2 separate regions of the Homo sapiens genome follow, and region 1 is linked to region 2. A link is a loop called in an ENCODE intact Hi-C map of the cell type or tissue named here. Cell type or tissue: left ventricle myocardium inferior. All regions are shown on one strand. Each heading gives the region's core, and the rest is flanking DNA. Links, peaks and the distances in the headings are about the cores only.

Region 1 (11,047 bases), core at 902-8,901, 640 kb after region 2:
GGCAGTTTTTCAAATACGTATAAACAGAGGTTGCTTATTATTAAAGGAAAGACAAAGTGGGACTCTTTATGATGTCATGACCATGATAACTAAGCACCTAAGAAAATTATTTAAAATAGTTATGTGGTAGGCAGAAAGACAAATAATTTAGTTTTTTACTTTTCACCAGCATGTATCTTAGCTACCTAAACTGAAACATGGGAGGCTGGGCTTAATTCAAAATATATTGCTCCAAGGCAAATAAAAAAATGCTTTATCTATATTTGTGGCTTTCTGATGAAAAAATAGAGAAGAGCTTGTTCAATAACAGGACATGGTTTCCATTTCAAGATCACAAGTAATATAAGACTGGGCAAGTAGTACGTATGGAATAAAGGACATACTGCTGATTGATAAAGTAAAAAACTTTTTTTTTGTTTGTTTACTCATCTCCACTATTTATTATATGTTCTTGAATTTAAGTTAACAGTACTTTTTAGATGATATACTGTTAGCTTAATAACAACTTTTTAGGGAAAAATAAATGCTGTAATTAATGTGCACATGGGTTAGTAACACCCAGCCCAATTGTGGGAGGGAAACAAGTAGAGGCTTAGGATCAAAGAAATAAAATTGGGACTTATTAGAAATTCTTACCACTGTTTCTACTGTACACAAAACTTTCTAGTTGAGCAGAATTTGTATGCAATAAGTAAATATATTGTATACTCCATGTGTATAATTTAAATGCATTTTATTTTTATAATTGAGGTTAACTGTTTCACATGCTTAATTTTTACTTTATGCCATTTATAGGTAATGGTAGAGGTAACTGAGATACAGTAATAAGTTAGACTTGTGTGTTGGAATTCTGTGGAACTGAGCATTCTGTGCTCCGAGTTTCTCTCTTAAATTAGCTCACTGGACTGTGGCTCCAGTGTCTACTAAATAGCCGTGGAGGAAATAAGTCTCCCTAAGGGAAAAAAAAACCAGCTGATATTGTATAGTTTTGTTTAGCTTTTAAAATCATAGCTTCCATTTGCTGAGTTTTTACTCTGCTACTGTATGCTAAGTATGGTGCTAAACACTTTGGATATGTTATCTCTGATTCTCTCAGGGAACTGCAAGGTAGTTATTATTGATATTGTCATCACCACTTTGTATCTAGAGATTAAATAGCATGTTCAAGATCACTAGTAAGCTGCTCCTTGCTCAGAGATTTTCCTTCAGAAGAACACAGTTGCTGTAGTTCAGAGTAACAACAAACATTAAGCATAAGGTTTGTTTTTTTTTTTTCTTTTGAGACGGAGTCTCACTCTGTCTCCAGGCTGGAGTCCAGTGGCATGATCTCTGCTCACTGCTACCTCCACCTCCCAGGTTCAAGCGATTCTCCTGCCTCAGCCTCCCGAGTAGCTGGGACTACAGGTGCCTGCCACCACCTCCAGCTAATTTTTGTATTTTTAGTAGAGACAGGGTTTCACCATGTTGGCCAAGATGGTCTCGATCTCTTGACCTCGTAATTCGCCCGCCTCGGCCTCCCAAAGTGCTGGGATTACAGGTGTGAGCCACTGCACCCAGCCAAGCATAAGTTTATTTTAGAAAGAAAAAAGACATTGGCAGTGTTTCTGTCTTCCAGGCCTTCAGCCCATCAAAGCCCCTGTATAAAAACATCTTTTGGGGTCTCTTTTTAAAAGCTCCTATTCTCTTACCTCCCATCCTCACCTTAGCAGTGGGGTCCTGGTACCTGTTTTATGCACTGAGACTCTGCTGCTCCTGCATGATCACAGTTGATCGAGGAGGGAGTCTGCTCCTGAACCAACCTGGGCCAATCAGGAGTTTCCTCCCGCCTTCCCTGGGAATTTCAGACTTGAAATAGTTCATGTAGGGCCAGAACTTCAGAACAATGAGGCCAACTAGCAGTTAACCCGTTCTGTTGAAAAAAAAAAAAAAAGTGAGGTGTCTGCATTAAGAGAAGTAAAGATGAGCGAAGGAGAGTTCTCTCTGAAGTCCCAGAGATTTCCAGTTTTCAGTTCTATCCTCAGGCCAGCTGCCTTCTTACCCTTGGATTCGTTCTAGGAGATAGCCTTGATTCTGTTATAGTTTCCACTTTAATATTTACACCAGCTTGGGTTTTTCTGTTAAATGCACATACAAAAAATTTTGACCTGATCGACCACCATTCCATCTTTCTTTTAATTTAGCATTACTGCTTTCTAGCCATTTTCATAGGAAGAAAGTATAAAGCAAACAGAAATGAATATAAAAATTTGTTGCTGAATTACAAGTAGTGTCACGAAGTCTAATCCACAATAAACAGGCTTTTCAAAATCATTCAGAGCAAGAACAGGAGGAATGTTCCTGCTGTGGTGTTGTAAAGCTAATAGTATTATAATACTATAGTTCATATTGAAAGAATATATACTCCAACATAATACTGAACAGGGTAGGAAAGGAGTTAATGGCCAAGATATTGGGTGAGGATATGAGTAAGGGGGGACTAGAAATGAACTGCATCTCCAGGCCCATAGTCCCTATACTAATGGCTATGCTATGAAACTGCAAATTAGAATTTTGAGGCATTCTCAGAAGAAAATGACCAAATGAACTGAATTTTTTAAGTGGGCAAAAGGTGGATTCTGGAAACCACTTGGGCATGTTAGTGCTGGCATGATTCCAGCCATCTGTGTGTTCTTTGAAGTGATGTTCCTTAGGATACTTACTCTTTTTTTCCAAGCAAAAAGGCCAGCTGCCTTCTCACCCTTGGATTCATTCTAGAATCCAGATAGATTCTTTGATTCTTTGATCAGGATATCCTTGATTCTATAATAACTTCCACTTCAATCTTTTAGGAGATACACTCTTTTTGCTTGGTACTAGACTGGTGGTTCTGAGGACTATCTTACATTTTATGTATCTGGGTTTTAGCAGAGTCTGTGAGGAAGACTGCTGTGATATGCTTATGGATTGAATGGGAAAGTGTGGCTGGTTCTTCAGCCGGTAGAATGACCGAACTCAAAGAATGCATGTTGACAGACTGATGTAGACTGGAGAGAAACTGCAAATGACATGCCACCATGTTCATTAACGACTTAGGTGACAATATAAGGCATGGTCAAATTTGCATGGAGGGAAACTAGAAGTTATAATAAATACCAATACTAATGAATTAATGAAAAATCTCAACAATGTTATTAAACTGAACTGGGGTCTGCTTGCCCAGCATGGTAAGGCCAAACATCCATACCAAGGTTTTCAGCAGGAGAAAGGGGGGCATTTATTTGTAGGCACCTTGAAGCAAGGAGAATTGGGCAGTTTATGCTTAGGACCTGACCTCTTCAATGGCTCATAAGGAAGGGTTTTTAAATGCAGGGGTACATTTTAAGCAAGAGTTATAGGCAAAATTGTAAATTAATACATGGAGGTTCTATAATACATTGGTTTGGCCTAAAAGGGTGGGATATCTTGAAGTGGGGGCTTATAGGTAACAGATTTAAAGATTTTTTTGATTTGTAATTGGTTAAGGAAGAGAAGCTTTATTTAAAATTTTGGGGTCATCAGAAAAGAATGTTGGCCCTGGCTCTTGGGTATGACTTCTTTTAGACCCTTCAGGAAGAAATTCAGAGCAAGGAGTGGCAGCATTTAATCTTCATTTCCCCCTTACTAGAGGTTTATGTGTCAGTGGATCCACTTGGTGGCGGGTCTGGTTTTTTGAAAAACAACTTAGGGACGTATGTTATAAGATGCTCTTTTTAGTTTTTATAGAGACCCAAACCATCCAGTGACTAATTTTTTTGGCTATTGTTTTAAGTTATTATCTTTTTGTTCATTATGTTATTTTTTAGGGCTAGCTAGGTATCTGGAATTTTTTTTTAAGGAATTCAAGATTTTAAAAAAATTTTGTTTGGTGCGGGGACAGGCTGCAGGCCCCTAAGAGGGGTCCCTGTTCCATCTCAAAAGTAACACAGTTACTTTTACCTCCAAAATCCAAAAACCAACAAAACACAGCAAACAAAAAAGACAATATAAACTCCAGGCCAAAAAGAATAAGAGATAACAGAGAGACGACAAAATAATTTTTAGAAACTAGGAAGCAAATGGGCAATTGGTAACTAAATAAACTACAGAAAAATGAAAGCTGAGTGCCCACAGGAGGTGGTGGGGAGAGGGGCAGAAGCAAGCTGATTCAAGACCTTAAAGCTTGTCCACTAGGTTCCTCCAAAGACAGGTGAAGTGTGGTCAAAAATGGGAGCAGTGGAAAGTCTGTTAAGCCACAGTGAGACCCTCCTAGTTAACCCTTTTCACCTATGGAAACTGTCCCACTCCCGCATGGAACACTGGTGGTCTTATTTTCTGGAGTTGTGGAATCAGGACCTCTGGATTCGGGAATACCAGGCAGAGATGAAGGCCAGAGTGTTATACTGAAAGCAGAGGATTAAGTGGACGTCTACACACTGAGCAGCGAGATGCCCAGCTGCCTTCTCCTCCTAAGCTCCTAGAAAACTGGCATCTATTTAACATCCTTTAAGCAGGAAGTTAAAGGGTTCCTTTCTGAGAAATCCTGTCCAAGAAAAAAATGCTCATATATATACTGGCAGTTTGAGGGTTCTCAATGAAACAGCCCATCCTGGCCAGAGAAGCCTGCCTGTGAACAAATCCCTCGCACTGCTGTCAGCTTGCTGGCACCTTGCTAGCAGCATTAGTGGACAGCTCACGATCATCAGACTACTGAGGAACGCTTCAGGACTGGGAGAGATCCATATAAGCAATGGGAGGGGAGGAAGGAACGCAAAGGGAACAGAATTGGTGCAGGAAGTAGAAAAACAAAACGCAGTTCATATCCCCAGATAAGACAATACCATACACATGAAATAAGAGGATGCTATTAAAAGGAAGGAATTCAAAGAATGAGAACATTATAAGATTTAAAATGTAATTGCAAGAATTAATTCAATGAAAATATGAAAATAGAATTTAAAGAGACAAAATGGAAAACTGAGAACATTTCAGATAAGAAAATTAAAGGTTATAAAAGTCTAAATGAGTTCTTTGTGGCAGTTGCCACATCTTATAAATTCATGTACATTTCAGTGTGTGTGACTGCTTGATTATAAATAATTCCAGTGGGAGGAACATACCCTGCAATGATTTTTTATATGCAGTAGATGGCAGTGCATTTCTATAAATTTAGGACTGTATTTCATAAAATTTAATTGTCTTAATATGTTTTGTCTAACTTTCAACATTTCAATAGAAAAAAATCTCAGTCTCGCCCTCCACATTTGAGCAATCAGATCCATAAGCTCTGTTTGTGCGGCTCCCATCAGCATTGAAAGAAGGGCAGCTGGACCCTAGTATGTGTTTCTTGCTGCCCGTTTTTCAGCCTTAACCTAAACAAGTCTAGCAGGTATCAGGGCAACCAGATGAAGCATGAAAAGTCTAATCATAACCCTGAAGATCATACCCCAAATTTATCCTGTTTGCAGTTCAGGGTAAGTATGCTAATGTGAAGAGTGAGAGTTAGCAGGACCACTTGGCATTTTAGTAGACAGTCAGGTGTTTCTATTCAGGGAGTTCAGACAAGTGTAGAGGAGAAAGAGAAAGCCAATAAACAGAAACCTCTGGCCCAGTGACCTGCAACTGCATAAAAGAGGACAAGCAGTATTCAATTCTGTTATAACTAGTTCCAAGGATGCCAAGCCTCTTTTTTTTTTTTTTTTTTTTTTTTTTTTTTTAAGAGATGGGGTTTTGCTTTGTTGCCCAGGCTGGAATGCAGTGGTGCAATCACAGCTCAATGCAACCTAGTCCTCCCTAGCTCAGGTCATCCTCCCACCTCAGCCTCCTAAGTAGCTAGTATTACAGGCATGCACCACCATGCCAAAAAACCAAGCACAAGATTCCTCCTCTCTGGGCAGGGCATCTCTGGAAAAAAAAAAAAAAAAAGCAGCCCCAGTCAAGGACTTATAGATACAAACCACCATCTCCCTGGGACAGAACACCTGGGGGAAGGGGTGGCTGTGGGCACAGCTTCAGCAAACTTAAATGTCCCTGCCTGACAGCTCTGAAGAGAGCCAGCAGATCTCCCAGCACAGCGTTCAAGCTCTGATAAGGGACAGACTGCCCCCTCAAGTGGGTTTCTGACTCCACTGTATCCTGACTGGGAGACACCGCCCAGTAGGGACTGACAGACACCTCATACAGGAGAGCTCTGGCTGGCATCTGGTGTGTACCCCTCTGGGACTAAGCATCCAGAGGAAGGAACAGGCAGCAATGTTTGCTGTTCTGCAGCCCCTGCTGGTGATACCCAGGCAAACAGGGTCTAGAGTGGACCTCTAGCAAACTCCAGCAGACCTGCAGCAGAGGGGACTATTAGTAGGAAAACTAACAGAAAGGAATAGCATTAACATTAACAAAAAGGACGTCCCCTCAGAGACCCCATCCGAAGGTCACCAACGTCAAAGACCAAAGGTACATAAATCCATGAAGATGAGGAGAAACCATCACAAAAAGGCTGAAAATTCCAAAAACCAGAATGCCTCCTCTCCTCCAAGGATCACAACTCCTCGCCAGCAAGGGAACAAAACTGGATGGAGAATGAGTTTGACGAATTGACAGAAGTAGGCTTCAGAAGGTGGGTAATAACAAACTCCTCCGAGCTAAAGGAGCATGTTCTAACCCAATGCAAGGAAGCTAAGAACCTTGATAAAAGGTTAGACAAATTGCTACCTAGAATAACCAGTGTAGAGAAGAACATAAATGACCTGATGGAGCTGAAAAACACAGCACAAGAACTTCATGAAGCATACACAAGTATCAATACCCAAATCGATCAAGCAGAAGAAAAGATATCAGAGATTGAAGATCAACTCAATGAAATAAAGTGAGAAGACAAGATTAGAGAAAAAAGAGTGAAAAGAAACGAACAAAGCCTCCAAGAAATATGGGACTATGTGAAAAGACCAAATCTACGTCTGATTGGTGTACCTGAAAGTGATGGGGAGAATGGAACCAAGTTGGAAAACACTCTGCAGGATATTATCCAGGAGAACTTCTCCAACCTAGCAAAGCAGGCCAACATTCAAATTCAGGAAATACAGAGAACACCACAAAGATACTCCTCGAGAAGAACAACCCCAAGACACATAATTATCAGATTCACCAAGGTTGGAATGAAGGAAAAAATGTTAAGGGCAGCCAGAGAGAAAAGTCGGGTTACCCACAAAGGAAAGCCCATCAGACTAACAGTGGATCTCTCGGCAGAAACCAGAAAAGAGTGGGGGCCAATATTCAGCATTTGTAAAGAAAAGAATTTTCAACCCAGAATTTCATATCCAGCCAAACTAAGCTTCATAAGCGAAGGAGAAATAAAATCCTTTACAAACAAGCAAATGCTGAGAGATTTTGTCACCACCAGGCCTGCCCTACAAGAGCTCCTGAAGGAAGCACTAAATATGGAAAAGAACAACCGGTACCAGCCACTGCAAAAACATACCAAATTGTAAAGACCATCGACACTATGAAGAAACTGCATAAACTAACAGGCAAAATAACCAGCTAGCATCATAATGACAGGATCAAATTCACACATAACAATATTAACCTTAAATGTAAACAGGCCAAATGCTCCAATTAAAAAACACAGACTGGCAAATTGGATAAAGAGTCAAGACCCATCAGTGTGTTGTATTCAGGAGACCCATCTCATGTGCAAAGACACAAATAGGCTCAAAATAAAGGGATGGAGGAATATTTACCAAGCAAATGGAAAGCAAAAAAAGCAGAGGTTGCAGTCCCAGTCTCTGAAAAAATAGACCTTAAATCAACAAAGATCAAAAGAGACAAAGAAGGTCATTACATAATGGTAAAGGAATCAATGTAACAAGAAGAGCTAACTATCCTAAATATATACGTACCCAATACAGGAGCACCCAGATTCATAAAGCAAGTTCTTAGAGACCTATAAAGAGACTTAGACTCCCACATAATAATAGTGGGAGACTTTAACACCTCCCTGTGAATATTAGACAGACTGACGAGACAGAAAATTAACAAGGATATCCAGGACTTGAACTCAGCTCTGGACCAAGCAGACCTAAATAGACATCTACAGTACTCTCCGCTCCAAATCAACAGAATATACATTCTTCTCAGCACCACATCACACTTATTCTAAAATTGACTACATAATTGGAAGACACTCCTCAGCAAATGCAAAAGAATGGAAATCGTAACAGTCTCTCAGACCACAGCGCAATCAAATTAGAACTCAGGATTAAGAAACTCACTCAAAACTGCACAACTACATGGAAACTGAACAACCTGCTGCTCCTGAATGACTACTGGGTAAATTAAACAAAATTAAGGCAGAAATAAAGATGTTCTTTGAAACCAACAAGAACAAAGACACAACATAGCAGAATCTCTGGGACACATTTAAAGCAGTCTGTAGAGGGAAATTTATAGCACAAAATGTCCACAAGAGAAAGTAGGAAAGATCTAGATCAACACCCTAACATCACAATTAAAAGAACTAGAGAAGCGAGAGCAAACAAATTCAAAAGCTAGCAGAAGACAAGAAATAACTAAGATCAGAGCAGAACTGAAGGAGATAGGCATAAAAAACCCTTCAAAAAAATCAATGAATCCAGGAGCTGTTTTTTTGAAAAGATTAACAAAATAGACCACTAGCCAGACTAATAAAGAAGAAAAGAGAGAAGAATCAAATAGACACAATAAAAAATGGTAAAGGGGATATCACCACTGATCCCACAGAAATACAAACTACCATCAGAGAATACTATAAACATCCCTATGCAAATAAACTAGAAAATCTAGAAGAAATGGATAAATTCCTGGACGCACACACCCTCCCAAGACTAAACCAGGAAGATGTCGAATCCCTGAATAGACCAATAACAAGTTCTGAAATTGAGGCAGTAATTAAGAGCCTACCAATAAAAAGAAGTCCAGGACCAGACAGATTCACAGCTGAATTCTACCAGAGGTACAAAGAAGAGCTGGTACCATTCCTTCTGAAACTGTCCCAATCAATAGAAAAAGAGGGAATCTTCCCTAACTCATTTTATGAGGCCAGCATCATCCTGATACCAAAACCTGGCAGAGACACAACAAAAAAAGAAAATTTTAGGCCAATATCCCTGATGAACATCGATGTGAAAATCCTCAATAAAATACTGGCAAACCGAATCCAGCAGCACATCAAAAAGCTTATCCACCATGATCAAGTGGGCTTCATCCCTGGGATGCAAGGCTGGATCAACATATGCAATTCAATAAACGTAATCCATCACATAAACAGAACCAATGACAAAAACCACAACATGATTATCTCAATAGATGCAGAAAAGGCCTTTGACAAAATTCAACAACACTTCATGCTAAAAACTCTAAATAAACTAGGTATTGATGGAACATATCTCAAAATAATAAGAGCTATTTATGAAAAACCCACAGCCAATATCATGCTGAATTGGCAAAAACTGGAAGCATTCCATTTGAAAACCAGCAAAAAACAAAGATGCCCTCTCTCACCACTCCTATTCAACATAGTATTGGAAGTTCTGGCCAGGGCAATCAGGCAAGAGAAAGAAATAAAGGATATTCAATTAGGAAAAGAGGAAGTCAAATTGTCTCTGTTTGCAGATGACAAGATTGTATATTTAGAAAACCCTATCATCTCAGCCCAAAATCTCCTTAAGCTGATAAGCAACTTCAGCAAAGTCTTAGGATTCAAAATCAATGTGTAAAAATCACAAGCATTCCTATACACAATAACAGACAAACAGAGAGCCAAATCATGAGTGAACTCCCATTCACAAGTGCTACAAAGAGAATAGAATACCTAGGAATACAACTTATAAGGGATATGAAGGACCTCTTCAAGGAGAACTACCAGCCACTGCTCAAGGAAATAAGAGAGAACACAAACAAATAGAAAAACATTCCATGCTCATGGACAGGAAGAGTCAATATCATGAAAATGGTCATACTTCCCAAAGTAATTTACAGATTCAATGCTATCCCCATCAAGCTACCATTGACTTTTCACAGAATTGGAAACAACTACTTTAAATTTCATATGGAACCAAAAAAGAGCCCACATTGCCAAGATAATCCTAAGCAAAATGAACAAAGCTGAAGGCATCATGCTACCTGACTTCAAACTATACTACAAGGCTACAGTAACCAAAACAGCATGGTACTGGTACCAAAACAAATATATAGACCAATGGAACAGAACAGAGACCTCAGAAATAACATCACACATCTACAACCATATGATCTTTGACAAACATGACAAAAACAAGCAATGGGGAGAGGATTCCCTATTTAATATAATGGTTTCGGGAAAACTGGCCAGCCATATGCAGAAAGCTGAAACTGGATCCCTTCCTTACATCCTTACATCTTATACAAAAATTAACTGAAGATGGATTAAAGACTTAAACATAAGACATACAACCATAAAAACCCTAGAAGAAAACCTAGGCAATACCATTCAGGACACAGGCATGGGCAAACACTTCATGCTAAAACACCAAAAGCAATGGCAACAAAAGCCAAAATAGACAAATGGGATCTAATTAAACTAAAGAGCTTCTGCACAGCAAGAGAAACTATCATCAGAGTGAACAGGCAACCTACAGAATGGAGAAAATTTTTGCAATCTACCCATCTGACAAAGCACTAATATCTACAAAGAACTTAAACAAATTTACAAGAAAAAAAGAGCCCTATCAAAACCTGGGTGAAGGATATGAGCAGACACTTCTCAAAAGAAGGCATTTATGCAGCCAACAAACATATGAAAAAATGCTCATCATCACCATTATTAGAGAAATGCAAATCAAAACCACAATGAGATACCATCTCATGCCAGTTAGAATAGCGATCAATAAAAAGTCAGGAAAGAACAGATGCTGGAGAGGATGTGGAGAAATAGTAACACTTTTACGCTGTTGGTAGGAGTGTAAATTAGTTCAACCATTGTGGAAGACAGTGTGGTGATTCCTTCAAGGATCTAGAACCAGAAATACCATTTGACCCAGCA
Region 2 (11,047 bases), core at 1,296-9,295:
AAGGAGATGGATTTTAGTCAGCCAGTTAACTTCCATTTTGATTTTGGATTCGAGGATTAATACTTAACTGTGAATTGATGTTTTTGTCTGGTACATTCAGTGCTTTATCTGGCTAGATGAAACATGGACACAGTTTTACCTTGAATCATGTTAACTTATACTCATTTTTCGATGTTTGGTCACTTTTCTCTTCAACTTTAATAAGTAGCAATGAATCATTCTTACCATGTTTATTAGCTAAATAAGTAGTATATTTAGAGTATTTGGTTTTCATGATGTTGCTTTATTTCCTTGGAAAAGCAGTCTAAAAGGTTTTTTGTTTTTCTGTTCTTTTTAGTTAGTTGATACTACTGTGGAGTTGGCAAACAAAGTAGGTGCAGCAGAAATTATATCCAGGATTGTGGATGATCTGAAAGATGAAGCCGAACAGTACAGAAAAATGGTGATGGAGACAATTGAGAAAATTATGGGTAATTTGGGAGCAGCAGATATTGATCATAAACTTGAAGAACAACTGATTGATGGTATTCTTTATGCTTTCCAAGAACAGACTACAGAGGTAATGAAAACTATTATGGCACATTGCTACTAACTTTAATATTTGTAGAAAAGCATATTAGTTGTCAAGCAAATTTTTCTAGAATGCAATTGAATTTGAAGTAATTTTTAAAATGCTCAGGGGGTTACCAAACGATATTATTCTACCTCAAGTTTTAAGATTTGATGTAAAAAAACAGCAACAGATGTTTGGGTGGTTAGAAAAGGTTGACTCTTAGTGTATTTCAACTGTGCAGTCATAAACCAAATGAATATGTCTTTTTTTTAAATTTATTTTTTAGGACTCAGTAATGTTGAACGGCTTTGGCACAGTGGTTAATGCTCTTGGCAAACGAGTCAAACCATACTTGCCTCAGATCTGTGGTACAGTTTTGTGGCGTTTAAATAACAAATCTGCTAAAGTTAGGCAACAGGCAGCTGACTTGATTTCTCGAACTGCTGTTGTCATGAAGACTTGTCAAGAGGTAAACTTTTGCATCAAATTCTTACTTCTTCCCCAAATAGTTTAATGTAAATAGTAACATTTTAACATTATTTGTTTTATTATAGGAAAAATTGATGGGACACTTGGGTGTTGTATTGTATGAGTATTTGGGTGAAGAGTACCCTGAAGTATTGGGCAGCATTCTTGGAGCACTGAAGGCCATTGTAAATGTCATAGGTATGGAATTTGCTGGTTACATAAGACTTTTTCTTGTTTTAACTTTCTTTTTCTTTTTTTTTTCGTAAGTAAAATCTTATTTAGGAGTTGGGAGGTTTTTGTTAGCTTTTTAAAAGCACTTCAAGATTGTAGTTAAGTCGGGGGATGTCACAAAAGTCTTGTTTCCCAAAACCCATTTATATTTTACTTTAAAGAGAAAAAAAGGGTAAGTTTAGGACCTACATGAGAGGTGGGAGTAGTCACAGCTCAAAAAGCTTTGAAGTCATGGAATACAGGACCCTAGTAGAAATAGTGTGTCAGGTGAAATATATTCTGCCATGTTCTGCTGCGGGGTGAAAAGGCAATCCTAAAGTTTTAATTTAGTTTTAGAACAATATATATATATTTAAACCTTGAATTAGCGATTATGACAGGTTTTTTGCTTGTGATCAGTTTCAAGGAATATAATCAGAGAAAAGTGAACTGATCAAATTATTGTCTTTATTTACATACCCAAGTTTTAAATACTGTCCATTCAGTTTTCTAACCCGTAATACAGCTATATTACAAATGGTCTTGGATATGGAGAGCAAAGTTTTTATTCCATTAGGGCAGTATGAAGAAAACAAATGGTTTCTTATATTTAATCTTTTTTTTAAATTGATTATAACTGTTGCCAAATGTAACTCCTGCAGAGTTTAGAGGCTCTGATAACCTAGCAGAAGTCAAAATAGCTGACTGTGAGAGAGCCACTGTTTGTTTTTCCTCATTTTGTAAGAGGTATTTATGCGATACACATGTTTAAACTATTGTATTTGCATATAATCTCCAATGCAACCCTATCCTCTATACTTGAAGATAGCTACTTGCCAGAAATCATTTACATGGCCACTTGTAGGGCTCTGGTTTGCAGGGAGTTTTAAACCATATTGTTTGTCAGAGAGGCATGGGAAGAGCAATGGAGAGAGAATCAGAGCAAGTGATTCTAGTTAGAGCAAGAGCCCCTGCCAGCTGCCTCCTTTTTTCTCTCTTCGTAGGTGTAAATACCATCCAAGTATGCCCTGCATTGCAGGGAGACTGGAGATCTGTTTGTTTTGCAGTTAAAGGGTAAGGGGGCCCTTTCTGGAAATTTTTGCTTTATTTACATGTTTACCTCTGGCTTATATTGTTGTGTATGGCCGGAACATAAGCTGTCCCCATATTTAAATGTCAGTGCACAAATATATTTCAGAATCAAACAAAACTTTTTTGTTATTGAGTATCCATCATCCTTTAAATCACTTCACTGATTTCTTTCATTTCTATACATAATCAAAAATTGTTAATAAAAGTTAAAAACGATTCTGAGTCTGGTCAGAATCTGGGGCTTTCTCTTTCCCTAGGCAGCTGTAAGTTTATATTTATACATAGTCATATATGACATTGCTAAGTAAAAGGAAAGTGAACAAAAGTTGCAATTCAAATGTTGATAGTTTATTGACTTCTATTAAATAGGTATGCATAAGATGACTCCACCAATTAAAGATCTGCTGCCTAGACTCACCCCCATCTTAAAGAACAGACATGAAAAAGTACAAGAGAATTGTATTGATCTTGTTGGTCGTATTGCTGACAGGTAAGCAGATTACCCACACATTTTTATAAGCAGTATCAATTTTCAAATTTGGCCACTTTGTATTCAATTAGCAAAATTTCCTTAATGTCACTAATATAAGTGTAAAAGATTAGGCTATCCAGTATTAATATTTTCAGTCAAATTTCAATTTGGATGGTAATGGGGGTGGCAATGTAATTTTAGGACTAAACCTGTAAGACTAACTCTTCAGCCTTTCTGAAGAGTAGTAAGTTTTATTTAATGCTTAAAATGAGTTAATCATGTTTTTAGAACTGAATTTGCAAATTTATCCTTAAAACTTTTCTTAATGTCACAATAATTAATATGTGTATTTTTTAAATTAGGGGAGCTGAATATGTATCTGCAAGAGAGTGGATGAGGATTTGCTTTGAGCTTTTAGAGCTCTTAAAAGCCCACAAAAAGGCTATTCGTAGAGCCACAGTCAACACATTTGGTTATATTGCAAAGGCCATTGGGTGAGTGTTATTTACTTCCATTAAAAAAAAATTACTTTATAATAAATGCATTGTGGTATTGGAAAATACTTCCATGTAGAAATCTCTTTTGAGGCATGGTCTGAATAATGCAGTTGAGAAAGCTCTTCATTTAACCACTGACCTTCTGATTATTGGAATGTATTGTTAAATTCTTTTTTTTTTTTTTTGAGACGGAGTCTCGCTCTGTCACCCTGGCTGGAATGCAGTGATTCAATCTCGGCTCACTGCAACCACCGCCTCCCAGGTGCAGGCGATTCTCCTGCCTCAGCCTCCCCAGTAGCTGGGACTACAGGCATGCACCATCACGCCTAGGTAATTTTTGTATTTTTTAGTAGAGATGAGGTTTCACCATGTGGGCCAGGCTGTTCTCGAACTCCTGGCCTCAAGTGAGCCACCTATCTTGGCCTCCAAAAGTGCTGAGATTACAGGCGTGAGCCACTGCGCACAGCCTGTAGTCTTAAATTCTTAATTAAAATAGATGGAAGGGTTTAAGACTTACTTTAATTACACTTTAGGTGTTTTCAGGGAGGGAAACAGTACCATTTTCAGAAAAATTTAAAATGTGTGCTGGTCTTCTAGGATATTGCTTAAACTATTAAGGCAAGTTTTTAGTCTCACAACATCATTTAAGTCTCATATTAATGCTTTATATGTTTTAAAAATCTTATTATGGATTGTTTGAGCCCAGGAGTTCAAGGTTACAGTGAGCTGTGATTGTGCCACTGCACTCCAACCTGGGCATCTGGGCACCTGGGCGACAGGGCGAGACCCTGTCTCTAAAAAAAACAACAAAAATGCTATTCTAACATTACTCCACGGATTTAACTGAATTATAGCTGCTTTGTGAGATAATCTGTGGTGGTTTGCTTCCACTCCATCACAACTAAAATAGGAAAAAACAGTCATTGTAGAAAACGAGACACCACATGTCCATGTGGCTTAAGAAAATGTTTTCAAGGAATATGACATGTGAATGTCTGATTAATTAGGTAGAATTATACCAGACAACACCCCCTCCCCTAACACATACTCATTCCTCTCCTATTTTGGTAGCATAATATTTATTTCAGTGGTGATGGAGTCAAGACATTTGCAAGAATAGCTTTTGTGCAAGCTTTTAGCCCCAATGTCCCTCTAAGTTTATGTCAAAGAAGAGGCAAATAGATGCAGCAAATTGTGTGGAGGAAAGATAAAAGGAAAAGAGATTTTATATGGTTTATAATGGGAGACTACAATTCGGATATTCCCCTCACCACTCCTACCTAGTTCTAGTGCCCATTTTGACAACTCAGAGAATTACTCACTTTAAACATTTAGTTAAATTTCTTTATATTTCAGAAAGTTTAAGAACTGAAAATTACATTTGAAAATTGAGTTAACTTAAAATGTTTAGAATTTGTACAGCTATGACCTCTGATCTTCTCAGAGTCAACTTTTTTAAACTGACCTTTTAATTTATATGAAATTTTTATATAGAAACAACAATGCCAGTGACTTGAAAGTATTGCATTTTATAAAATTACTGAGTTCCCTGTAATTATTAATACTTAAAAGTTTTCATCTTTATGCATTTTTTTCTTCCATAAATTTTTGACTTATAATGTAACAGCTTGTTGACCCATTTGTTTTTTTCAGCCCTCATGATGTATTGGCTACACTTCTGAACAACCTCAAAGTTCAAGAAAGGCAGAACAGAGTTTGTACCACTGTAGCAATAGCTATTGTTGCAGAAACATGTTCACCCTTTACAGTACTCCCTGCCTTAATGAATGAATACAGAGTTCCTGAACTGAATGTTCAAAATGGAGTGTTAAAATCGCTTTCCTTCTTGTTTGAATATATTGGTGAAATGGGAAAAGACTACATTTATGCCGTAACACCGTTACTTGAAGATGCTTTAATGGATAGGTAAGTGACTTGAACTAAATACAAGAAAATAATTATAACTCTTCCTTCATTTTAGAACATCGTGAAATAGTTATTAGATGACTTTTTACTGTAACATAGTTAAAGAAAAAATTGCTAGCCTGGAGTCTTAGGACATTGTAAATATGACTTATTATTTTAAAATAATGTGCACGCTGTAGTGATTCCCCAGACTTTCTTTCAAGTTCTCCCATCCCCTTTAAATCTCTTTTCTTATCTATTGAATTAAATAAATTTTGAAAAGGGTTGATTGATAATCTTTTGTTTTCAAAATTGGTCAAATATAGTTAGAGGACATGATGAGCAGAAGCTAATGGGCAGAGACCTGATCTTTTTAGCTTTTTGTTGCAGGTAAAGGACAGGTTTCTCTTAAGCCTTTGAATTACTGAACAATAGCCTGCCAGAACTACACTCTTCCTGTTGCAGGTCCCTGGTGTTTCAGATGGTGACCACCAGTAGAGTACTGTTCAAGTTATTTGACAGATTGCTAATACCTTTTACCATCTAGACTGACGTACAGCCTTAAACACAGAAGTAACTGAAGAAAGTGCAAAGGAAAGTGCAAGCGTAGTAAGGGAAAGAACTGTTTCACTGGCTCTTTATTTTTCAGGAGAGATAAGTTACTCAAATCAGAGCCCATTCAAATACTTTTGTGTACAGATTTAAGTTATTCATTAATAACCTTCTGAAAGGGAGACTTAACTGGACTCGACAAGTTACCAGAACGTATATATGCAAGACATGGAGACAAAGTAAGAATTGTGCTCTGTAAAAGCCTGGCTGCCCAGGGCTAAAAAAAATGAGGGTAAATCACCCTTGCTCTGTATTCCTTAGTGAGAAGTGCCTGAGCACCATAGTGCAGTCATTAATGTATGTCACCTGCAGTTAAAAACTTTTTTCTGTGTACTAAGAAGTTAAGGGAGTAATTCCATTGAAAATTACTAAATGAAAAGAATACTTCAGTTGGAAATTTTATTAATGAGGAATACTGCTTCATTCTTATGCTGAATGACATTATTAAAATAAATAGGAAAAACAAGAATATTAGTAAATACAAGTATTTTTCTCTTTTCTCTTTGATATGGTCTGTGTTACTATCTTTGGAGCAAAGTGTGGAAACTCATTTTTTTTTTTGGACGGAGTTTTGCTGTGTCACCCAGTCTGGAGTGCAGTGGCATGATCTCGGCATACTGCAACCTCTGCCTCCCAGGTTCAAGTGATTCTTCTGCCTCAGCCTCCCAAGTAGCTGGGACTACAGGCGTGTGCCACCATGGCCGGCTAATTTTTTGTATTTTTGGCAAAGATAGGGTTTCACCGTGTTAGCCAGGATGGTCTCCATCTCCTGACCTCGTGATCTACCCGCCTTGGCATCCCAAAGTGCTGGGATTACAGGCGTGAGCCACCGTGCCCGGCCTGGAAACTCATTTTCATACCCATTGCAAATCCCATTGTGTTAGCCAGCGAGCTCATACTTGGTTGAATAATTGTGGAATGAATAACTCATTGATTTTTCATGAACATAAATTCAGTTAACATAGGAGATGATAGTTATTTCTGTAGGTTTGAAAAAATTATTGATCTTTTGTTCCTCTCCCCAAATTGAGTTATTGAATGAAACTTAAACTTTACGTGAGAAGGGAATTTAACTTTAATTTAGTTACCTATTATATACCAGTATCTGAAGTACTAGTAAAGATTTAAGTTTATAATCAAGAGTTTAAAATGATTTGGGAGGCCAAGGTGGGAGGATCGCTTGACCCCAGGAGCTCAAGACCAGCTTGGGCAACATAGCGAGGCCTTCCCTATCTCTAACAATAACAATAAAAAAGAAAAATAATTTTTCTTTTTTTTTTGAGACAGAGTTTCACTCTTGTTGCCTAGGCTGGAGTGCAGTGGCACAATCTCGACTCACTGCAACCTCCACCCCCCAGGTTCAAGTGATTCTCCTGCCTCAGCCTCCTGAGTAGCTGGGATTACAGGCGTGTGCCAAAATGCCCTACTAATTTTTGTATGTTTAGTAGAGACGGGGTTTCACCACGCTGGCCAGGCTGGTCTTGACCTCCTGACCTCAGGTGATCCATCTGCCTCGGCCTCCCAAAGCGCTAGGATTACAGACATGAGCCACCATGTCCGGCCTGAAAAATAATTTTAAAAAAGAGAAAAAAGTTTAAAATATTACTGTTTATTATTCATATGTTAGAACCACATGCCTCCTCTTTAGTAGCATAATAAAGCCAAGACTTCACAGAGCCCTCCTGCTCATATTCCTTTTAAAAGTTAATTAGATGGCCAGGCACGGTGGCTCACGCCTGTAATCCCTGTACTTTGGGAGGCTGAGGCGGGCAGATCACAAGGTCAAGAGATCGAGACCATCCTGGCCAACATGGTGAAACCCTGTCTCTACTAAAAATACAAAAATTAGGCAGGCGTGGTGGCACACACCTGTAATTCCAGCTACTCAGGAGGCTGAGGCAGGCGAATTGCTTGAACCTGGGAGGCAGAGGTTGCAGTGAGCCAAGATCACACCACTGCACTCCAGTCTGGGTGACAGAGTAAGACTCCGTCTCAAAAAAAAAAAAAAAGTTAATTAGAAAATATGGCTTAATTGTTGAGCCATAGTGAATCTTGAGTAATTAAAGCAAAAGTCCTCAAGTGGAAGCTATTCTAAAGGATATATTAGATATATGAAATGTTAGATGACTTCACATCTATTCAGTGCACTGAATTAGTAATTTAGTTTCTAATGGGCCGGTGAATATTTCCTGTAAAACTAAGACTGTATCTTTAAGGATTTTTCCCCCTTTCTTATAAGACCGCATCTTAAAGGACTTTTTTCCCTTCCGTTGTAGAGACCTTGTACACAGACAGACGGCTAGTGCAGTGGTACAGCACATGTCACTTGGGGTTTATGGATTTGGTTGTGAAGATTCGCTGAATCACTTGTTGAACTATGTATGGCCCAATGTATTTGAGACATCTCCTCATGTAATTCAGGCAGTTATGGGAGCCCTAGAGGGCCTGAGAGTTGCTATTGGACCATGTAGAATGTTGCAATATTGTTTACAGGTAAGTTAAAGATTTTTTTTTTAATCGGTGATTTTTTTTTTTTAAATAATACTTTAAGTTCTGGGATACTTGTGCTGAACGTGCAGGTTTGTTACATAGGTATATATGTGCCATGGTGGTTTGCTGCACCTATCAACCTGTCATCTAGGTTTTAAGCCCTGCATGCATTAGGTATTTGTCCTAATGCTCTCCCTCCCCTTTCCCCCCACTGCCTGTAAGTTAAAGATTTTTAAAAGATTACTTAGCAAGAAAAGTAGTGTATTGAATTAAGTTACTTTTCCTGATTATCATTAGGGTATATTGTGCCATATGGTAGAACAATTGTGTGGTGACAGGGGAGTGAGTTTTGTCTCTTCCATTGCAGCTTAAGAGCAGTGTAATTAGTAGGTTCCCCCCCCCCCAACTCCCCAAGGGAAATAATTTTGAATCATATCTTTATGTTTTCTTAATTTTGTTAAGGTTATGTATGTTCTTAAAAATTGAAATAATGTAACCGTTCAATTATTTTAGGGTCTGTTTCACCCAGCCCGGAAAGTCAGAGATGTATATTGGAAAATTTACAACTCCATCTACATTGGTTCCCAGGACGCTCTCATAGCACATTACCCAAGAATCTACAACGATGATAAGAACACCTATATTCGTTATGAACTTGACTATATCTTATAATTTTATTGTTTATTTTGTGTTTAATGCACAGCTACTTCACACCTTAAACTTGCTTTGATTTGGTGATGTAAACTTTTAAACATTGCAGATCAGTGTAGAACTGGTCATAGAGGAAGAGCTAGAAATCCAGTAGCATGATTTTTAAATAACCTGTCTTTGTTTTTGATGTTAAACAGTAAATGCCAGTAGTGACCAAGAACACAGTGATTATATACACTATACTGGAGGGATTTCATTTTTAATTCATCTTTATGAAGATTTAGAACTCATTCCTTGTGTTTAAAGGGAATGTTTAATTGAGAAATAAACATTTGTGTACAAAATGCTAATTTGTGTGTGTTTTTTGAACATGACTTGTAAAATGCGGAACTTTGATAAAGTATTGGTTTATGTGGAATAAGTGGCTTAATTTCATTTTCTGTCACATGGTTTATAGAAAGTAGTTAGCTGAATAAAAACTATATAAAGTGATGGCATCTTTGTCAAAATTCCATTGTTGTGTTAATAATGACAGCAAGAAGAGTAGCCTCAGGGGATGTTCCCCTCAAACTAGCACAACCATTCCATCATCGTAGAAAAGTAGCACTTTTGCTAAACTGTCTTGAATATTTTGTACTTACATAGCGCCTTTCATCTCTTGATTTCTCAAAATGCTTTATGAACACATTTAAAGAAAGTGGTTTAAGTCTTGTCCAACACTTGACAGGTCTGCTGTGTTTAGCAAGTGAGGAATTTAACTTTACTTCAAAACTGCTTTCTGCCTATTAGGAGTGAGGATACCTAAGTAATGCTGATAGAACAGGACAATGTTGGGCTTTTCTCCATGTTATAAGCCACTACTCAGCAATGCATCAGTAAATACCTATTCACCCACTGTATGCCAGCCACTGTGCTTATATGCAGGGGATGCAAAGGTGCATGAGACCTGCCCTCTACCTTTAAGAACAGTATAATGGAGAAGGGGAGACAAACCTTGTGACAGATTCCTTATGTACTGTGATAATACACAGTGGCAGCAGCTAAAATGTCTAGGTTTGCTTAGCTTTGTATTCAGTAATAATAAGTTGATCTAAGAGTTCAGCATAAACTGAATGAAATGCCATTTAATGGTAGAGGAACCAAGCATTAAGGCAGTACTACACTTAATTTTTTAAGCAAATATGTAAAGTATATTTTCAAACTTTTCTAATGTTATGGCCCCAAATTTCTTAGTTTTGGCCTTTTTACTACCTATACTATTTTTACTGTTTTGTTTTGTCTCCATGTGGTAGTACTTCTGTGAACTCTAAAGGGAAAAAAAATTCTGCAAGCAGCATTAGTATATAACTACTACTGTAAGTAAAACTGCCTATTGACACTTTAGGAGTTCCTGCTTCAGAAGCTTAGTTAAGAAACAGCTTGTGGCCGGGTGTGGTGGCTCATGCCTGTAATCCCAGCACTTTGGGAGGCTGAGGCGGGCGGATCACGAGGTCAGGAGATCGAGACCATCCTGGCTAACGCGGTGAAGTCCCGTCTACTAAAAATACAAAAATTAGCCAGGCGTGGTGGCGGGCGCCTGTAGTCCCAGCTACTAGGGAGGCTGAGGCAGGAGAATGGCTTGAACCCGGGAGGCGGAGCTTGCAGTGAGCCGAGATAGCGCTGCTACACTCCAGCCTGGGCGACAGAGACTCCGTCTCAAAAAAAAAAAAAAAATTGACTTTCAACAAATTGATAGTGAGCATTAAGGGTTTCCAAGTTGGATTTGTAACTCCTCATCATTCCTTGTATGACAACTTTCTGAATATATGTCACTATGTAGTAAAATTAAACACTCCAAACTCATCTTTCTGTTGTTAGAAGTTTTCAGCGGTACTTCCATGCAACTTTAAATCTCACTGCTCTCTATGGTTGATGTCAAATGACCTTCAGTAATGACTGAGAATTGAATACAAATAGATTACAAAGCCAAAATTTGATGTTAAATGACTCAGGAAATTTTAGTTGTATTTTCAATTCAAGTACTTAGTAGCCTACGTTTGCTTGGCCTCTGGTTCTTTATGGAAAATAGGCTTTGTAGTGGCATTGTGGAGCAAAGGA

Evidence for each region. Peaks named below come from ENCODE experiments on the same cell type or tissue, not always from the same donor. Only the 100,000 strongest peaks of a DNase experiment are listed, where the experiment ranks them.
Region 1: it touches region 2 in a loop (4-fold over the local background); 13 of 110 quality-filtered maps call a loop at or near these places.

What each region holds. Positions count from the first base shown.
Region 1 is chr2:196,753,160-196,764,206 of GRCh38, reverse strand. GTF3C3 (general transcription factor IIIC subunit 3) reads left to right here. Exons shown (of 18, transcript NM_012086.5): 18 at 1-1,172. Among named protein-coding and RNA genes, the nearest start is that of GTF3C3, 41 kb to the left of the region's middle. In left ventricle myocardium inferior, for the core only: a CTCF peak has its summit at 5,111 (motif pointing right); no DNase peak of the experiment used is centred there; H3K27ac peaks cover 441 bases.
Region 2 is chr2:197,390,227-197,401,273 of GRCh38, reverse strand. It overlaps SF3B1 (splicing factor 3b subunit 1), which reads left to right. Exons shown (of 25, transcript NM_012433.4): 18 at 338-559; 19 at 840-1,022; 20 at 1,108-1,219; 21 at 2,693-2,813; 22 at 3,158-3,289; 23 at 4,946-5,218; 24 at 8,086-8,302; 25 at 8,813-11,047. The coding sequence ends at 8,971. Among named protein-coding and RNA genes, the nearest start is that of SF3B1, 39 kb to the left of the region's middle. In left ventricle myocardium inferior, for the core only: no CTCF peak of the experiment used is centred there; no DNase peak of the experiment used is centred there.